2 separate regions of the Homo sapiens genome follow, and region 1 is linked to region 2. Evidence: chromatin contacts called from ENCODE Hi-C or POLR2A ChIA-PET data. All regions are on one chromosome and are shown on one strand. The core of a region is the stretch at or near the end of the contact, and the rest is flanking DNA. Distances in the headings are between cores, read along the strand shown. Region 1 has its middle 120 kb from the start of TM2D1. Region 2 overlaps NFIA (nuclear factor I A).

Region 1 (4,302 bases), core at 749-3,248, 420 kb after region 2:
ATGAATCGCAAAATACCTCAGGTGTTTATTAGTCTCTCTGCCATCTCTGCATGCTATCTGGAGTGCCACATGGCAGTAAAAGCAGGCCTTGCAAAGAAATGAAATGAAGTTTCATTCATTCATTCATCCAACAAATAGTAATTGAGCCCCTACTGTGTTTGAGGCACTGTGTTAGGCTCTGGAGATACCATGGGGAAGAAAGACCTAGTTTTTACCCTTATGGTGACTACAGTACAGTGGGGGAGGAAAGAAAAAAATGAGGAAAGGACAAAAAGGACACAGTTATTACAGATTGCAACATGCTTCATGAAGTAAAAATAACAGTTTGTGGGCGGTTTTCCTTGCAATGTTTTGTAATCATTTTTTAAAGAAATTAATACTCATCTTTACAATGCCATACTTGTTTAATTTTGGAATATATACCTGAAATCAATCTGGCCCCCATGCAGTAGATAAAATATTTTATTCCTATGAGCAGCAGCTATACATATTGAGTTTCCCAAACTTAGGATCATTGTTATTTTCAGGAAATATTGGAGAACACAATTGCTTATCTCGTTAGCTCCTTCCTCTAAGTTGGTCAACCTTGTGCTTTGGAATCAGACAACCCTGGATTCAAATCCTGACTTCTTGACTTGTTCACTTTCTAACCTATAGTATTACTTTGCTTTTCTGACTTCAGAGAATAATAATAATAGTACATAAGACACTGAGTCATTATGAGATAATACATAGAGTACCGAATACACAAAAAGGACTCCATTGATATTTGTAGTTCATGTTCTTGTTATATTATTATTATTATTATTATTATTAGTAGTAGTAGTAGTAGTAGTAGTAGTATTTTTCCCTCTCTTCTGGAACTTTCCACATTCTACTTTTTTCTAGTTGTTCATGTTATTTTCTTATTCTGTCATTTGGTTACAGAGGTCACAACTCTTTTAGCACTGAACCCAGGTGATATATGGTTAATACTCAATAAATAATTGCTGAATAAATAAATAAAAGTATTTCTACCTCTTTTTGGAACTGAGTAGAGAACAAGTTAACAATAAACAAAGTCTCCCGAAAGCTTCCCATGACACTTGGAATAAAATATAAATGCCTTGTCATGCTAAACGGGAGCCTACAGGCTTTGGTCTCTGCTTACCTTTCTAATCTCAAACACCACCACTTCCCCTTCCACACTGGCATCAGCCACTGGCTTTGCCTGTCTAGGGAATGCCTTTCCTCTAGAACTATGTATGGCTCACTCCTTCCAGTCTTTCTGCTCAGGTATCTTCTCCTCCAAGAAGTCTTCTCTAATCACCTTACCTATTCATTTTCTATATCCTTATCTTAATATAGTGCCTTATTTTTCCTTAAAGTGTTATTGCTGTTGGAAATTAAATTATAGATTTTTGAATTTACAAGTTGATTGTATATCTCCCCCACTTATAACATACAAATTGCTGAGGGCAAGAGACTTGTCTGTCCTTGTTCAGCCCTGAGTCATCATGCCATTGAATGAATCAGACAAATGAAGAATCTATTTTTATTTTCCTGAGAAAATATAGGTGTAAGAACTATCCAAATAGTTTCCAAAGTACAGTAGCCTCTAAAATATAAGAACGTTCCCTAAAATTTCTTGCTTGCGGCAGGCACTTCTGAATTTAATTTCAGAATGACAGGAAAGGGAAAAATAAATTATTCTAGTCACATGGAAAATGAAGAAAAAACCAAAAGGAGGTCTCCCAACCCCCAAATTTTAATAGATTTCCTAAACAGTTTTGCTTTCTCACCATGAGTCTAACCTTTTTGTAACACTTCCTTTGCGATTAATAAGTAGCTGGTTACTCTTGTTCTCCAAGCCAGGAAACATGGATTTTCTTTAGTTTTCACATGATCTGGCCCAAAGCATCGAGCAGGAAACTTGGATGTTTCACTTGGCATATTTCACTGACTGAGAACCAAAGAACTGCAAACAAGAGAGATGTCTCCATTTGCCTAGGACGTCTTCGTGGTAGAGGAAAGGCGAGAATCATGTATACCAAGATACTGTCCAGGAAATAACAACTGTGATTAACTCCCACTGGAATGGAAGAAAGGAGGGGAACTGGTAGATTTTCTTCTACTTCTAAAAATGTGAGCCATCAGAGCCTGGGTGTGCCATGTACAAGTTGTTGCATGGTGTGGGGCTTTGCTGTGGTTGTTTGGAGCGTTTTGTCCCGGAAGTCTCTCCAAAGAGCCTTGCCGGCTGTTCCTGGCAACGTCGGGCCTGGCTTACTCAGATTAGTGTTTTAGGAGAGGTGCTTTGGGGTAACAGAACTGGCTTCATTTCCACCATGACCACATCGGCCCTGTTTTCTGCTGTGCAAAAACAAAATTCTAAAAAATGTTACCATACCAAATTGTAGGCTGCTTTTGTTTTATAAACAATTTTTTTAGTCTGTGGAAACTGTAATAAAGACTAATGACATATCCAGTTGTTTTCCAGAGCGCCAACTCAACTTGGGGGACTTTTTCTCTCAGCATGAGGTCCTGTCTTTCTTTCCTAGCAGATATTCCTGAAATTCATCTCCATGCGGTCAAGTACGTAGCAGTGGGGTGAAGTACTTGGCACCCCACCGTGGAACCATGAGCTTCTTTCTGCCTCTGAAAGAGGAGGTTTTGGAACCACCAATAGAGCACCAGTGGGCACCAGCTAGAGTCAAGGAAGTGTTCTTGGAGCGGATCTCAGTTCTGCCAGGCAAGGAAGAGGCTCCCTTGTAAAGGGTGTGATGCATTTGGGGCTCACATAGCCCACGGGCAGTGAGAATATTTCACGAAGGCTTTGTTATTCCCAGATGCCTAGACAATTCCCTGAAGTTCATTGCTTTCAAATGCCTCGCTGCTCTGAGTACGATTTCATATGAGGGAAGCAAGATGAAAGCTTACAACAGGATGTCACTGATTTTTCAAACACAAAGCAGGCCAAGGTGATAATACTAATGGAACAAATGTGCTCTAGGAGAAAATCTAGTAGATTCTTATCATTTACACACATGAAAAATCACAAAATCGAGGTGAGCGCCAGAAGCCTTTCCCTTGTAACCAAGAAAACTTGGGCTAGCTGCTCTAATCGCCTGAGGACAGATCCCATTTACAACTGATTCCATCTACAGCTGAGGGAATCCGTGCAGTGTTTTCACTCCCAGATTGCATGAAGCCATGGTTAAGAATCAGACTGCCATCCCATGATTGTGCCTTAAATTTCACGTCTATAAAAACAGAAAAATAATAAACTTATCTAAAAGTGTTGTTATAAAAATTAAATAAACTAATCTACAAATGTGCTTGGCATAGAGTCTAGTATATAGTGAGTGCTCGATAAATATTACTTACAAAATAAAATTATTATTACAGTTATAATTTATGGCATTATTATTATAATTTTCACTGTCTTTTGAATTGAGATTGTCTTGTAGCCTGTATATTAAGAGGTAAAATACAAAATCACTGTTCTTCAAGGCAAATTTATTGGAAAAATACTACAGGTGATGCTACAGATTTCTTTAAGTATATTCTTAACATTCTCTTCTACTAATAGTCTATAAGTCCCCTTTTAATATCTTCTTTACTATTCTTTCTTCAGTGCCTGATGCATGAGACTCCTCAAAAAAAATTGCTAATTTTTTTTAGCAAATAAGTGTTCTTTATTCATACAGAAAAAATTCATTCATACTTTCAACCTAAGAAAGCTGATTGAAAACAACAGTAATAACTACTGCCTGAGTAACCTCTACTGTTCTTCCATCTAACACTTTTTCAGCAAAGAAATTTCCCTGGTGAGTATAAAAGTTCTAAGATTGATGTCATTGTGAGCAAGTGAGCTCTCCATCCTTGCATTTCACTCTTCCTGGTGGTCTCTGTTAAAGAGATCTCGCTCTTAAGAACAGAACCTACAAGACTGGCTAGAACATCTCCTTAGATACATCATTTGAAACACTGACTCATTATTTTAATAGCATCTTTCTTAAATTAGGGTCAGAATTCTTTTCCCAGCATCATCCTTTCTATCTATTTTAAGACAGAGCCATCACTGTCTCATGTCCCCACTAATTGGATAAGTGGGTCTTTCTGACCTTGCAACAACTAAGTAGAAAGCATACTTAGTGACTGTAAAATTGACAGGCTTCTCTTTTTCTAAGTGGCAGGTATAATCTAGGACTTTTTGAACAGCACTTTGAGTTCCTACACTTTTCTATAAAGGGGTTTATATGTGAGTTGGCAGAAGATGGGGAGTTAACAATGCAGGGATCTACCACGTTCATTTCAAGCCAT
Region 2 (4,095 bases), core at 511-3,010:
TTCAAAGTTAGAACTGTAATTTGTGTAGGGACGTAAAATCTTTATTTTCAACAAACAGCAAATGTTTCCGTTAAACAAATGTGTATTTTATTTGAAACAGATGAAATCATAACAGTTTGGCTTGCTTTACCTAAGTTATTGTTCCATAATATCAAAAAAATTACTTAAAATAAGTTCTTCTCTTCATATTCCCCGAAGTTTTTGTCCAGTTTTCTGTATAGCTTTTTGGTTCAGCCAAAAAGAGACATTTCATTTGCAGCATTAGGGAAAAGTTTAATTATTGTTTATGAAGATAGAAATGTTATATGAATGACAGTGATTTAAAAATATTATTACTTATGATTGTAGTCAACCTTTTCCCCGAATATTGAAAACCATGAAAAGGCTTTGCCCTGACAGCTACATGCTTAGCATTAACTATACTTGCAAGTTTTCCAAAAAGATTTTTTTCAAGACCTGTTTTCATTTACTTCCTTTATCCTAATTAGAGATCGTAATCTTTTGATGGGCAGCTTCTCTTATTTCTACCTGTTTCAGTACTATAGTACTGGTAAAATGGCACAGTGTATATTTTGGTTCTTGGAGGGAGACTTGGGAGGATCCATTACTTTAAAATATTTTGTTGCAGCCACCTATCAGAGGTTTCTTTTAATTTCTTTTACTGCAGGAATTTCAGAGATGCTTAAATTATAGAATTATGGACTACAGAATTATAGAATACCTAGGGATGGGAATTGGGAGGTTTGTAGGAGGCGTGCACGTCAGAAGGTGGGAGCCATGCAGAAAGGTCACAGGTCTTATCTAGGTAGTTTCAAGGAGCAAATGCTTGTTTTGCAGTAGTGGTGGCAGGGTGGTTTGGCTCATTCAAGCCCCTTGCTCTGGAGGAACACCGATAAACCATCAGGATGTCTTTTCGTCTTGCGTTAACTGTGGCAAGGCTGTGCATTAAAGAACATAACCATCACTAAAAGGGTGGGAACACCCCAGCGACCAGTGGCCAGTGGCCAGGTGCTTTATGGTAACACCACAGACATGCCTGGCCAATCAGATGTGATCTTTTGCTGGCACTTGCTCCTTTGGCCCCCACTGCAGTAAACACTTTCCCTTGGATGTTGGTTTTCTGTTGTGTCTGGCAGCCACACAGGGCTGCTTGAACTTTAGCCAGAGGCAAATATTTATACATCAGAGTGTGCAGTGTTCAACTGGTCAGGCCTGAGAGGGAGAGGGAGAGACCTCCGTGCCTTTTAGCCAAAGAGGATATGTCCTTTTTTTCCCCTTCCCTTTCCACCGTGACATGGTAAAGTGGGACCATACTGGATGTCATTTGAGCTTGCTGCATGTGCTTCTCTCCAAAACGTACACGTGCGCAAACTTGGGATGTGCTTTCAAAAGAGAGGACGTCCTGACATTTCTGCCTGCTCCTTTAATTCCTCTTGGAAAGTTTACGGTTAATATTTTCCCTGGAACATTGTCAAGCTTTTGACAGTGCCTGAGTGTATGCCGAACTGTGAAATTGAGCCGGAGAAGCAAGTTGTGAGAAATCTGTTTCTACTCAGATCCGTAAGGTTTATGGGGGGGGGAAAAAAAACCAAAAAAAAAAAAAAAAACCCAAAAAAACAAAACAAAACAAAAAACAAAAAACTTCAGAGGGGAAACTGAGAATGGGACTCGGCTTGCTTCTCCTGGTGTGGGTTCAGGCCGCCATTTTAAGGAGCCAGTGAAGGGCGACGTTCCGCTCCTTACATGGCGGCTGTATTTACTCGGCCGCAGCCAATCAGCCGGCAGTGCCAAGCCACGTGACATGCCACGAGGGCACGCACAGCCATTTCCTTGTTTCTAAAAAACTTGCTACCTCCACAGAGTACTTTACCTTGTTTTGCATGCCAAATGTTCTTGCTGAATGTGTCTAGCAGACTGGCATTTGTCCATAAAGTTATTTTAGTAGGTAAAAAGTCTCTGAGCACTTGAGCTTTGTGCATTCTTTATGTAAAATGGATTTCCCTTCTTGGCCAGAGGCCAAGGGTACAGCACACTCGCTGGGTGAGAAGAGAGCTTCTCTGCTGAGAAACTGGTGGACCGACACACTCTAATTTTTTGGCTTCTGACCAAACAAGCTAGAAGGATGCCAAAATTCAACAAAATAACACATTATTGTGTGATAGGAGCCGTGCTCCAAGAGAGCAGGAACTCAGAGGAACTTCATACTGGCCCCTTTTAAAAAAGCATTGTCACTTTGGGGAGCTTTCTTAGAGAAACGAGAGGAAAATGGTAAAATGCAACCTGGAGAGTAAGGTATAATTTGCACATGAACACGAAGGAAGGAACTGAAAGAAAACAGAGGAGTTTAAAGTTACTTCTATGAACTTTTCCCAGACATAACACACAGTTCTCTGACTTGACTTACATTCTTTTAACCCTGAAAGTTCCATCTCTGTGTCTGAGCAGAATGCTGGACTGCTTAACGTTAATATGAGAACTAATGTGAGATTTAAACACTTTTAAAAGGTTTTAATGTCTAAGGATAGCTGCAAATTCCAAATATGAAAATTTGGCAGGCTTTTGGGGGGTAACAGAAAACTTTTTAAACTTACATGCTTTATCTTTGCACCCTGACATGTGTTAAGTGAGTCAAATCTTCCTGTTAATTACTCTTGTGACATTAGCAAGTTATGTAAGCCCACTATACCTGTTTCCACATATGTATAATGAAGACGTTAAAGAAGATAGGTAGTAGTCTTCTGAGCCCTAAAGAAATTGAATTTGAATAAACAACTGGAATAAGTATAAAATGCATTTCTAGTTTTTATGTGGAAATTTGTCAATCAAAAGGAAAAAAAGGGGAATATCTCCAGTTGAAGCCACCATCATCCTTACCCAGACTACTTGGGTAATCCTGAGTATTCCCTCTTTTTCCATTCTTGTTCCTTCACACCATAGCCAGAGTGGTATTTCAAAGAAGTTAGTTAGTTTATATCACTCTTCTGCGTAAGAACCTCCAATGTTTTCTTATGCATCTAGAATAAAATCCAAACTTGTTGCATTGGCCTGCAAAGACACTGCATGATCTGTCTGGCTTCTGTATCTACCTTTCTAACCCCACTTTTTTTTTTTTTTTTTTTTTAACCGTGACTCCTTAGATGCTCCAGCCATACTGGTTTCCTTTCAGTTTTCAGAACCTGCCATCCCATTTGCTACTTGTCTGCTTAGAATGCATTTTTCCCAGCTCCTTTTGTGGCTGGCTTATTCTTACCTTTCAGTTCTTTCAGTTCGAATAATAGCCCTGTAAAAGAGTGTTCTGTCTAAAATTGTCCTTCCTGTTTATATTTTCCATAATACTAATAACAGTCTGAAATGCTCTTGTTAATTTATTTGATTACTCATTTTATTTATTTATCTTTTGCACTATGATGTCAGTCCCACAAGGATGCAAACTACGTTTACTACCTTCTTTTCTACCTTTTGCACTTTTCCTAATCACATTGGGAATAAAATGTTGGGCAAGTTAGAATACTCCAAAATATTTCATTTACCTTAAATTTTACTCAATCCTACATTTTATTACCTATACTCATAAGAATTGTATTATAAAATACATTGTTAAACGAATGTTTTCAGTGCTCCATTGAGAGTCGGTGGAGCACACTGGTTGGGAGAAGACAGAGCTGTGAGCCATCCGTCTGCCTGTGCTTGAGTCTTGGCTCTGCCATTGACTAGTTGTATGAACTGCCGCAGGTGGTTCAGCCACTCAGAACCTCTGTAAAAGTGAGATGTAAAAACACTTTCTACATCATAGGATTATTGTGAAGATTAAATGTGATATGTTGTAAAATTCTGGTCACACAAGTATTAACTTACTGTTATTTTTGCTGCCACTGCTATTAATTAATGGCAGTGTGGCGGCTCAGTACTAGGCAATGGGCGTGCAACTGTGATGAGAAACGCTTCTGTCCATTAAATCGTTCAGTCAGTGGAAGAGACATGTATGTAAATAGGTAAGTTACCTACCATACATTGTGCCAAGACCTCTCACATTATGTGAACAGAATATTAAAGAATTATAAAAGAGGGAGCAATTGCCTCTGTTAAGTAGACAGC

The links. A loop is a pair of places that touch in the nucleus more often than their neighbours do. ChIA-PET counts read pairs that join two places held with the same protein, here RNA polymerase II (POLR2A). Pooled maps may share reads with other maps.
Region 1: a loop to region 2 is called in a map of ascending aorta, with 2.1 times the contacts of the local background. The contact joins two enhancer-like sites. A Hi-C loop is called at or near these places in 1 of 168 maps with a recorded cell type or tissue (ascending aorta) and 1 of 50 pooled maps. POLR2A ChIA-PET finds 5 or more read pairs at or near these places in 1 of 52 experiments (T-cell).

Annotation. Positions count from the first base shown.
Region 1 is chr1:61,604,598-61,608,899 of GRCh38, forward strand. No RefSeq gene overlaps it. Among named protein-coding and RNA genes, the nearest start is that of TM2D1, 120 kb to the right of the region's middle. RefSeq lists an enhancer at 1,544-2,743. Within about 2 kb of position 1,999, at least 15 of the 41 ENCODE cell types and tissues checked have a DNase peak (open chromatin) inside an H3K27ac peak, as active enhancers do; they include ascending aorta, where a contact is called at or near this core.
Region 2 is chr1:61,182,536-61,186,630 of GRCh38, forward strand. The region is part of intron 2 of NFIA (nuclear factor I A); the gene reads left to right. Among named protein-coding and RNA genes, the nearest start is that of NFIA-AS1, 69 kb to the right of the region's middle. Within about 2 kb of position 1,761, at least 29 of the 41 ENCODE cell types and tissues checked have a DNase peak (open chromatin) inside an H3K27ac peak, as active enhancers do; they include ascending aorta, where a contact is called at or near this core.